Regions from separate parts of the Homo sapiens genome. Here region 2 is linked to region 1. Evidence: read pairs that join two places in POLR2A ChIA-PET (ENCODE). Cell type or tissue: GM12878. All regions are shown on one strand.

Region 1 (2,500 bases):
CCTCGGCCTCCCAAAGTGCTGAGATTACAGGTGTGATCCACCACGCCCCGCCGACTCACAGATTTTCTTTTGTGATCCACTCAGCCAAATTCCATTACCATTATTACTCTTGTTGATGTTCAAATTGTCACAAACTTGGCCAGTAGAAATCCCTTCAAATCAAGTCCTGTATGATTCTGACATGACCGTGTAGCTTTTGAGGATACTGTTCTTTTTCTGGCACAGATTTGGAATAATTGGCCATTTTTTCAAGGAGGCATAGTTTCTTTGGTTGGAAATGGTAATGTAGAAGCCATGATCTAAGTACACTGAGGTATAGTCAATGTTCATCTTTCAGTGGGCTAGCTAGGAATTTAAAAAACGATGTCATAGTGAAGTTTCCAATTCAAGCTCTTACAAGGCTTCTCCCTACCTTGTTATTTAAGATTTATATCTTTTACAGTGAAAAGCTTCCTAATAACATTAGTACATTTATATATTTGTTTTATCCCAAAAAAGTTTCAGAATTAGAATATCAATATTTTTTACCAACAATAAACCTACTAATTACTTGCAGAAGTTTCCCTGTGGAAAATAAGAAAAAAGAAAATTTGTATTCAATTTAAAAAAAAAGAAAAGGGAGAAATAACCCTTGTAAGTGTAACATTTAATTGCAGTTCTTTTTGTCCTTAGAATATATTCCACTAAAAGGGGGGAAGGTTGATTTTTAAAAAGGACATGATCTACTAAAGTACCAGAGTACTGTGTTCAAATATTATGTGTATTGATTAATTTATCTGTAAGATTTTGTCATCAATTTGATACACAGTTAGGTCCTTTTGGTTCTGTTTATTTAATTTGCTTTTTTCTTTTCTTTCTTTTTTTTTTTTTTTTAGAGAGACAGAGTCCCACTGTCGCCAGGCTGGAGTGCAGTGGCACGATCTCGGTTTACTGCAACCTCTGCCTCCTGGGTTCAAGCGATTCTCCTGCCTCAGCCTCCTGAGTAGCTGGGATTACAGGCACATGCCATCGCACCCAGCTAATTTCTGTATTTTTAGTAGAGACAGGGTTTCCCCATGTTGGCCAGGATGGTCTCTATCTCTTGACCTCGTCATCTGCCCGCCTCAGCCTCCCAAAGTGCTGAGATTACAGGCATGAGCCACCAAGCCCGGCCTGTTTTTTTTAAGACAATTTTATCTTTGAATATGTAAAACATTCCCATTGTTCAAAATTCAAACTTTATAAAATGATTTCCTCAGAAGTCTTGCTCCCAAACCCATCCTCCTTTACCACATTCCTATTCCCCACATACCGGTAACCATTTCATTCATTTCTGGTTTATCTATTCTCTGTATATGCGTGTTTTGCAAAAATTTGCAAATATATTTAGATATTCTTATTTTCATCCAGGCACAGTGACTGATGCCTGTAATCCCAGCACTTTGGGAGACCAAGGTGGGTAGATCGCTTGAGCTCAGGAGTTCAAAACCAGCCTGGGCAACATGGTGAAACCCTGTCTCTACAAAAAATACAAAAATTAGCCTGGCGTGATGGCATGTGCCTGTAGTCCTAGCTACTTGGGAGACTGAGGTAGGAGGTTCACTTGGGCCTGAGAGGTGGAGACTGCAGTGAGCCAGGATCACACCACTGCACTCCAGCCTGGGTGACAGAGTGAGACCCTGTCTCAAACAAACATACAAAACAGATATTCTTTTCTTTTCTTTTTTTTTTTTTTTTTTTGAGATGGAGTCTCACTCTGTCGCCAGGCTGGAGTGCAGTGGCATGATCTCAGCTCACTGCAACCTCTGCCTCCCAGGTTCAAGCGATTCTCCTGCCTCAGCCTCCCAAGTAGCTGGGACTACAGGAACATGCCACCACGCCCAGCTAATTTTTGTATTTTTAGTAGAGACACCGTTTCACCATGTTGGCCAGGATGGTCTCGATCTATTGACCTCGTGGTCTGCCCACCTCGGCCTCCCAAAGTGCTGGGATTACAGGCGTGAGCCACCGCACCCGGCCAAAACAGATATTCTTATTTTCCCTTCTTTCTATACAAAAATTAGCATACAATATACATTCTTATACATCTTGCTTTTTTTTTCACCTAAATAAATCCTTATCAGCTCATAAAGACCTTACTCTTTCTTGTTATAGCTGTATAATACTCAATTGGGTGTATGTAAAAGTTTGTATCATCTTCTAATTCCCCCTTTTGGGGACACAGACAATTTCAAAGAATACCAACCAACTTGAGGTTACTATGAGACCATGGTAAAATTAAACAAAACAAGACCATTGCATAAATTTGTCTAATGACAGGTCACTATGCCAACCACAAAATACCAAATCATAGAACTGTCCCTGCTTTCTGTCAACATCCAATCTATAGCGGACCCCACTTCCTTAGACACCCCCGCCATCACATAATCAAAGCCCAAATCCTATATAACAAGGTCTTTTTTAACACCATCTTACTGAGATACCACATGTTTCCCTACGATGTGTGTTTTCCCTCACTGGA
Region 2 (2,500 bases), 210 kb after region 1:
GGCCCAGAGATTGTGGATCCTGTTCATGAAGACAGATGAGGAGGCAGGGCTGGAGGGGCCCTGAAGAGCGACTCATCCACTCCCTTCATTTGTGGCTGAGAGGATGCTGCCTGCCCAGGGTCTCACAGAAATCCTAGGACGCCTAAGGAATATGCAGGACTGACCAAAGAGTTGAGAGAGGGTATAAGGAAGGGAGGGAAGGAGGAGCCTCAGATGAAGAGGACCACACCCTCCCTCTTGCACCTGCCCTTCCTGGACCACACCTGTGCAGCCAGCTGGGCTCCCAGGGGTGGGGGTGAAGAGCCTTCCCTAGAGCTCATTACCTTTCCTCCACACCGTGAGAAGAAGCTAGTCCAGCATGCAGTCCACTCTGCAGTTACCTGGCCTTGGAGAGTGAGAAACTTGCTGGAAAACTAAGGGACATCCCAGCAGAGAGCCTGGCCTCAGTTTCCCTTTCCTAAAATAAAGAGATTAGCTTCAGATTCATGGTTTTCAATTACTCTTAAAGGCAAAGCTACCCTTCAAATTAAATGTTTAGCAGAACTGTAACCAAGTCAAGCTGATCGAGAGGTACAGCAAGGTGCTGCTCTGACGGAAGGGAAATGTGAGCAGGAGGTGGGCTTAAGTGCATCCAGGGGACCCTTAGGAGTCAGTCGCACTATGCACAGTGACGGATATCAGACTGGCTCCATACCTGTGACCCTTCCAGCTCTAGCACCATGTCCAACTGTGCTGTGGCTGCTTAGTGCTGAGGGGAGGAGGAGGGAGTCAGGCAGTGGAAGCCAGACTTTCTCCATCCCCAGCGCCCTGATAAGAGGCAGCCCTTTCCCTTGTATATTTCCTCAGGCCAGCTCCTAGCACTGGGTGCCTCCAGGGAGCCCAGGATGGGGCTAGAAGCACAAAAGGATTTGTTCCTTAATGAGGAGGCATCTGTAGTCAGCAGAGCCATTAGTCCCCACCCCAGGTCCCTGGGGGACTGGGAACTCCTATCCAGCTGGAGTGAAGAGGAGGCTGGCAGCTCCCCATCTTCGAAGGAGCAGGGCCTGGGGGATGTAGACAGCTGACCCGGGAGCCTGGGTGCCCTCTCCACTCCCTGGGCTCATGGCATCCAGTTGCCTTCCTGGAGGTGGAGGGCTAGAGGCAGTAGAGGGGCTCCAGCAGCACCTCGGCCCCCTCCCCCAAGTCCCTGGGCTTACTTACCTCCCTTGGCCAAACACAGCCTTTGGCCTGAGGCCGGGAAGGCCCACCTCCCAGTGCTCCCTGGGGATCCTCTCACCAAGCCTGATGGGAACACCAGCTGGGACACTTGCCCCCACCTCCCACCCCCAGGGCCCCAAGGTACTGTTTATAAGGGCTGTACCTACGTGGGGATGTGTGTGATTGATTACCTGCACAGAACCAGAGGTACACACCCGCCGCAGCAGTGGACGGATTCCCGTCCAGACACAGACACTCAGACCACATACACGGAGACACAGCCCCGCACACATGTACAAAGAGGCGCACACACCCATCAGACACACTCCCAGGAGGCCCTCAAAGACGAGGAGGCAGGGCGGTGATTTTTATGCATGTTTATATTTAATGAACCACATGCAAATGAGATGGAGAACACGCCACAAAGGAGCCAGCCCCCAGAGACTCTGGGTGGAAGGGCACAAAGGCTCGCCTTTTGGGCTGCCCTGGAGGCCAGATCAGGCTGGTGGATTGAGGGGGCCTGAGATGGGGGATGGGGGCCACGGGGAGGGTGGCCTGCCCACACCAGGGAGCCAGGAGCAGGAGCCAGGACGAGCTCCAGTGTCCCTGCTGCTGTGGGGGAGGGCTTCCTCTGGGAGGGGAGCGACTGTCCCAGTTGATGGAGTGCCTGAGACGAGGGGCTGCCTGCCTGGACAGATGGTGTACCGCCTTCCTGCACTTGAAGCAAAGTGGATTTTAATGAAATCGCAGCCCTGGTGCTGAAGCTGGGAACCCGAGTGGGAGGGGCTCCTTCCCCAGGCATTACAGGGTGGGGTTTGGGCATGGGTGGAAACGGGGGTGGGCAGAAACACTTAACCAGCCTGTAACTGGGAGGGGAGGGTGCACCACAGCCCCTCTGCACTGATGATCTCTGCAGACCAGAGTTCAAGCAGTTAGTTCAGATCCCCAAAAGGTGGGGAGGGGTCCCTGAATATTTATGACACATTGAAATGTAGATTGGTAGGTCTGACAGTCTTCTGAGAGGCTTGTCACCTTGGATGGATGCAACACCCTCTTGGGGTGCATCGAGAGACTGCAGATGAACTGGGGGTGGGAGGAGTAGGAGAAGGAGGGACCAAAAAAAAGCTCCCGGGCCCTGGTAACCAGGGCCTGATGACCAGTGTCCCTGCTGGGCAACAAAGGACTAATTGCTTCCCTTCTCTGAGCCTCAGCTTCCAATTCTATAAAATGTGAAGCACTGAGGATCTGAGCCCTTGCCTGCCTTAGGGAGAATTTACAAAAACGAATCTGAAAGCTGCTGAAA

What was found. ChIA-PET counts read pairs that join two places held together with the same protein. Peaks named below come from ENCODE experiments on the same cell type or tissue, not always from the same donor. Only the 100,000 strongest peaks of a DNase experiment are listed, where the experiment ranks them.
Region 2: POLR2A ChIA-PET joins it to region 1 with 6 read pairs; 2 of 35 experiments call an interaction of 5 or more read pairs at or near these places.

What each region holds. Positions count from the first base shown.
Region 1 is chr15:65,541,447-65,543,946 of GRCh38, reverse strand. All of the region lies in intron 1 of HACD3 (3-hydroxyacyl-CoA dehydratase 3), which reads right to left. Among named protein-coding and RNA genes, the nearest start is that of HACD3, 12 kb to the right of the region's middle. In GM12878, no CTCF peak of the experiment used is centred here; no DNase peak of the experiment used is centred here.
Region 2 is chr15:65,336,333-65,338,832 of GRCh38, reverse strand. All of the region lies in intron 2 of IGDCC3 (immunoglobulin superfamily DCC subclass member 3), which reads left to right. Among named protein-coding and RNA genes, the nearest start is that of RNU5B-1, 33 kb to the right of the region's middle. RefSeq lists an enhancer at 2,419-2,500. In GM12878, no CTCF peak of the experiment used is centred here; a DNase peak (open chromatin) is centred at 1,551.